Linked DNA regions of Homo sapiens: region 2 is linked to region 1. Evidence: read pairs that join two places in POLR2A ChIA-PET (ENCODE). Cell type or tissue: MCF 10A. All regions are shown on one strand. Links, peaks and the distances in the headings refer to the core of each region. The heading gives the core; the rest is flanking DNA. Region 1 overlaps TGFBR3 (transforming growth factor beta receptor 3). Region 2 overlaps ZNF644 (zinc finger protein 644).

The links. Peaks named below come from ENCODE experiments on the same cell type or tissue, not always from the same donor. Only the 100,000 strongest peaks of a DNase experiment are listed, where the experiment ranks them.
Region 2: POLR2A ChIA-PET joins it to region 1 with 7 read pairs; 2 of 35 experiments call an interaction of 5 or more read pairs at or near these places.

Annotation. Positions count from the first base shown.
Region 1 is chr1:91,862,777-91,865,701 of GRCh38, reverse strand. All of the region lies in intron 1 of TGFBR3 (transforming growth factor beta receptor 3), which reads left to right. Among named protein-coding and RNA genes, the nearest start is that of TGFBR3, 22 kb to the left of the region's middle. In MCF 10A, for the core only: no CTCF peak of the experiment used is centred there; a DNase peak (open chromatin) is centred at 1,181.
Region 2 is chr1:90,973,616-90,976,540 of GRCh38, reverse strand. The region is part of intron 2 of ZNF644 (zinc finger protein 644); the gene reads left to right. Among named protein-coding and RNA genes, the nearest start is that of ZNF644, 47 kb to the left of the region's middle. RefSeq lists an enhancer at 1,974-2,867. In MCF 10A, for the core only: no CTCF peak of the experiment used is centred there; no DNase peak of the experiment used is centred there.

The DNA of each region.
Region 1 (2,925 bases), core at 186-2,685:
TGACCTCGTGATCCACCCGCCTCGGCCTCCCAAAGTGCTGGGATTACAGGCGTGAGCCACCGCGCCCGGCCAAGTTCTCAGAATTTTCTTATGTTCATTGATGAATACTAAGTGTTCTTCAGTTCATCAAAGTTCACCTACCTTTTAAATGGAACATGTTGCTTTGAAATGTGGGGAAAATGACTATTATTCCAAATTGCTCTTTCATGATCTCAGAGTACCCTATTTATATTTCTACTTTTTTTTTAAATAAATACTTTAAGTTCTAGGGTACATGTGCACAATGTGCAGGTTTGTTACATAGGTATACATTAGGTATACATGTGCCATGTTGGTTTGCTGAAACCATTAACTCATCATTTACATTAGGTATTTCTACTTTTTTTTTTTTTTTAAGTGAAAGCAAGTTTATTAAGAAAGTAAAGGAATAAAGGAATGGCTACTCCATAGACAGAACCTATATTTCTTTCTTTCTTTTTTTCTTTTTTTTTTTTTTTTTGAGATGGAGTCTCACTCTGTTGTCCAGGCTGGAGTGCAGTGGCATAATCTCGGCTCATTGCAATTTCCCTCTCCTGGGTTCAAGTGATTCTCCTGCCTCAGCCTCCCGAGTAGCTGGGATTACAGGCACGTACCACCACGCCTGGCTAACTTTTGTATTTTTGGTTGAGCTGGAGTTTCGCCAGGTTGGCCAGGCTGGTCTTGAACTCCTGACCTCAGGTGTTCTGCCCAGCTCGGCCTCCCAAAGTGCTGGGATTACAGGCATGAGCCACTGTGCCCAGCCAGAACCCATATTTCTAAAGAAAGCATTTAGTTCATAAAGTCCAGAGATTCTTTGAGGTCAAAAAGTCAGGATTGGGAGTCCCTGATGTTTGCAGTCAGTGTGGTAGAACCTCACAGAAGAAAGAGGAGTTTGTATTTCGTTAGTTTTATCAAAGCTACAACTTTTCGGAAGCCTTCAGTCCATCCAGCATTCCAGGGAACTGATTCCTAAGTCGGGTGTTAAGGCACTGAGGTGTACAAGTTGTGGCCAAAACTGGAGTTCAGCTGAATGAGAATGACACACTTCCCTTTTGCTTCTCCTCTGCCTTGGGAATCTTTCACCACACTGGGGAGATTAGACAAAAACCTTCTGCAGTTTATTTTCTTTTTGAACAGTTACATTATGGAGAGACTTTTAAGCTAAAAGAAGAAAAGCTCCCTTTTTGTTACAAACAGCAGTGTGTAGTTTCAACTTGTCCAGGACTTCCTCAGAGATGTTTTAAGATCCGGTGTAAACTTGCTGTGGTTTGCCTTTGGGCATCAAACTGTTTAGCTTGGCTCTATTATATCTGTAATTGCTGCATTTTAATAATTGCCCAATATTCTTGTCAGCAATTTGCAGCCTATATTTTTAATGGAACCATTTGCCTTTCTTTTCCACAGGTTTGTTCAGACCTGGCTTAAGCCCCTGGATTAACGCAGCACAGACCCTCAGACCCACTGCAGCTGTGGGCAGGGTGACGCAAGCTCATTAAATATTCCCACAAGCCTCGTGCCGCTTACAGTTTATGTGCTTCATAAAATCCTCTGGGAAGTCATCTTCTTCTGAGATCTCCTTACAGGGATTTGCTTTATAAAAGTTGTCTTTAACATTTGCTGAAATAGCATATTGTTTCAGAGAGGTTTTTCCTTATCAAAATTATTATATAGGCAGGAGGCACTATAGTTCTTGTGAACCAATTCACTAATTTAGGGAATCTAATATTTCGAAGGGAAAAAAATAGAGACAGATCCTCTTTGTGGTGGTTGAATTTTTAAGTTAACGGAGAAGATTTCCATATGATCAGAGTTGATGTGGAATTATGGTGACAGAAATGTTCGACTTAGAGGGATAATAAGTCAGTTTAATGGCTCCCAAATTATCTCTATAATTTAGTCAGCTTTTGAGACAAGACCGTTGTGTCATTGATGACTTATGCCTCAACTTGACTGGTAATTTTGTTCTTTTAGTGAGTCCACTCTTTAGCTTATCTCCTTTTGACTGTTGTAATGTTTATTTTTCAGTAAACAAAAGATTGAACTGGATTTACAGTAGCTAAGAATTACATAAATAGCTATATCTTAATTTCTCCACTTTATTGGTATAAATAGCTCAAAGAGAATGGACAAGTAGTGATACAGTACAGTAATTGTAGCTAACATTTATTTGGTTGGTTGTTACGTGCTAGGGACTGTTCTAAGCATTGTGTATGTATATTAACTAACTGAATCCTCACAACAGCCTACCATACATTTCCTACCACAGGATATGTTCATTCAAGAAGAGTAAGCTGCCTAACATTACCATTTGGTAAGGGGCAGAGTGGATTCACACCCAGGCAGATTTTTAATCTTTATCATAATCCGTATGCTATTCATACTAGGATTTTAATCACTATCGTATATCAAGATTGAACCATAGTGGCCTCCTGCCTATATAATAATTTAGTTTCAAGACATATCTAAGAAATTCTTTTTGAAATTGGAACTTTACTGTTATTATTTCTGGATAGGTAATACTTGCACATGGTATTAATACAAAACCCAGAAGGGAATTCAGTGAAAAGCTTCTGCTCCCTCCCACCCCTGTCCTGCAGTCACCCTATTTCCCCCGTTCTCATAGGTAAAGTTACAATTGCAAAGAGCCATTTTAAATATCTCTCTTTGTCACTTGATGCAATAAATTAAGACCATTTAATTAAAAACTCATTTAAAATAATTTTTTTTGTACTGTTATCTACAAGCGCCCACATTGGCTTTGTCTCTGAAGGTAGCTATGGGCAACTCCTGTTGCGTGATATTTCCTGAGTGAGGATGACAAGGCCACAACCCCCAGGTGTGTGAGATGGCTCCCGGAAATGCCACCATTCTGCCTTTTCCAGGGCTTAGATCAGGGAGGGTCTTTGC
Region 2 (2,925 bases), core at 214-2,713, 890 kb after region 1:
TGTGAACAGGAAACCATAAAACTGCTCCTTCAGACCAAAGAATTTTGCCATGGCTATACTTTAGCCTTCTATGATTGGTCTAAACTGTAAATAAAAGTGCTAAATAAAACAAGGCATTCAGTAAGCCTTTATTGAAATCTAATATTCTAGGCACTGTGCTATATGTTAGGGATGCATTAGTCATTAGAATTCCCAGTACCATGCAACTAGTTATAGTACAAGTGATGAACACAATACTGCCAAGTCTGAGTAGTATAGTGTAGTAGTAGGCCTGAGGAGGACGTTTTTAAGGAAGAAGTCAGGAAAGGCTTCATAGAGCAAGATATCATTTAGAGTTGAAAAAAAGAATAGAATTTTGACCTTGGGAAAATATGGGCAGAGGGGGCATGAACTAAAGCTCTTATTTTAGTTGCTAGACATTATTTCGTAAAAACAGTTTCATTTAACTGGATGTCCATATTGCCAGAGTTACTGGCAGTTTCTTAAATGTACTGAAGTTCACATTTTACCACAGCTTAGGAATTTATTATTTGAACTGTTTCCTTGTGCTATTTTTTCAAACTGTTTAAACAAGTTTAATTTTTTTGAATACACCAAGAAATAAATGATACTGTGAAAGCCTTCATACTCATCATTATTTTGATTATTCTAATGTTACACTTAAGGGTAAGAGATTCAGAAATAATGAATGACTGGCTTGAGGTCAGGTAGATAATTGCAGAAACAGAATTGGAACCTAAGTCTTCTGACCTCTGATTTACTATTCTTTTGAGATGACCATTAAAGTAGATATTTGAGGCCAGGCGTGGTGGCTCACACCTGTAATCCCAGCACTTTGGGAGGCTGAGGCAGGTGAATTGCCTGAGGTCAGGAGTTCAAGACCAGCCTGGCCAACGTGGTGAAACTCTGTCTCTACTAAAAATGCAAAAATTAGCATTATTTGGGTGTGGTGGCAGGCACCTGTAATCCCAGCTGCTTGGGAGGCTGAGGCAGGAGAATCACTTGAACCCAGGAGGCAGAGGTTGCAGTGAGCCGAGATCGCGCCATTGCGCTCCAGCCTGGGAGACAGAGCGAGACTCTGTCTCAAAAAAAAAAAAAAAAAAAGTAGATATTTGAAACTTTTAGGGTCTTCTAACTAGGCTGAAGCCCGTGGGCTCAGTAAATTTTTGTTTAATATTTTATTGATTCATCTGATGTTTTATGAATTGGTGATTGTAATTAAGTTGGTTTTAGATCACACTTTACTAGTCTGAGGAGAAAAGATAACTAAATATGTAATTATAATCAAGTATCATTAGTACTGTGATAGTCTCTGTTCCTGGAAGGCAAGGGCCATGTCTGTTTTATTTCTTAAGATATATTCAGTACTTTAATATAGCTAATACTTTACTCATAGACATTTAATAAATGTCTATTTAATGACTGGATGGAAATATGGCAAGGCCTCCCAGAAGTGACACTTAAACTGAAACTTGGAGGAACTGTTGGTGATTAATGTGGATAAAAAATGTGGGGAAGGACTGTTAGCAGAAGAAATAGCATGTTCAAAGGATGAGAGGTAACAGAAAGGGAAGATTGCTGGAACTGAAATAAATGTAAGTTTTGAATGTAGAGCTCACCGTGGGGTGTGGATGTGGGGAGTGGCTAGTCTCAAGAGATTAGACGAGAGAGTAAGGCTGGGCTATTTTATTGAGGTTTTTATAAACCATTGAAGGAGTTTAAATGTGAGGAAATGACTTTATTCTATCTGTTTTAGCAAATGAACCTAATTAAAATGGGGAGAACAGATCACAGGGAAAGCTGGATTGGATTCAGGATGACTAGTTAGTATGGGGAGCATGCTGGCCTGACTTGAGAGTGGTAGAAGTGGGGATAGAAAGATGTGGTTGGATTTGAGAGAGATTTACACAGCAAAAGAGACCAGCTTTGGTGGTTAATTGTAATGGAGGTGGGAGTAGGAGAATAAGAAAGGAGTTAAGTATGACTCATGTTTCTAGCTGGGCAGTAGTGCTGTATTATTCACAGATAGGAACTGTGAAGAAGAACATTTGGAGAGAACAAGAGCTACATTTTAGATGTATTAAGCTTTAAGTAGCTCAGGACTTCTGAGTAGAAATGTCAGGTGGCAGTTAGATATGAGACCTATCTATAACTCGAGATGTGAGAATCATCAGCGTGAAATCTTAATGTCCCTCAAATTCTTTTTTTTTTGAGACAAGAGTCTTGCTGTATCCCTCAGGCTGGAGTGCAGTGGCGCAATCTTGGCCCACTGCAATCTCTGCCTCCCAAGTTCAAATGATTCTCATGCCTCAGCCTGGGATTACTGGCGCCCACCACCTTGCCCAGCTAATTTTTGTATTTTTAGTAGAGATGGACAGTCATGCAGGAGTATGATTAGAGGACAAAAGGGTATGATCTAATGGTGATAAACTGGGGTGGACTTAGCAGAGCCTGTTTGTTCAGATTCTTCTTGGCATCTCTGTGTGACACATCTATACGGACACCTATCCCATAAAAGTTTTAGGAGAGAAGGGAGAGAAAGTCAGAGAATGACTTTCCTAGATTTTATGGCTTACTTCAGGGGAGAAAAAAATGAGAAAGTCAGAAGAGAGACCTTCCTGCTTCTGCTGTTTTCTCAAATGCCAAGGTGCCATATTTTGGGGGCAGCATTTCCTACATCTCATTACTAGGAAGTCACTTTCTCTTGATATTTATGATTGCAAACTGAGCCACCTATAAATTGAATGACTTAAAAGTATCACAAGATAATGAAGTGCTAAATATTGACGTCTCCTGCAGTGCCCTCTATAGATGACGGGCTCTTCTATTTTTTAAACTGGTAAAAACAAAAATCGTGGTTACCTTATATATATATATGTTTTCTTAAACAAAAGTTTATATGATGTTTACTCTTTCTACACTTAA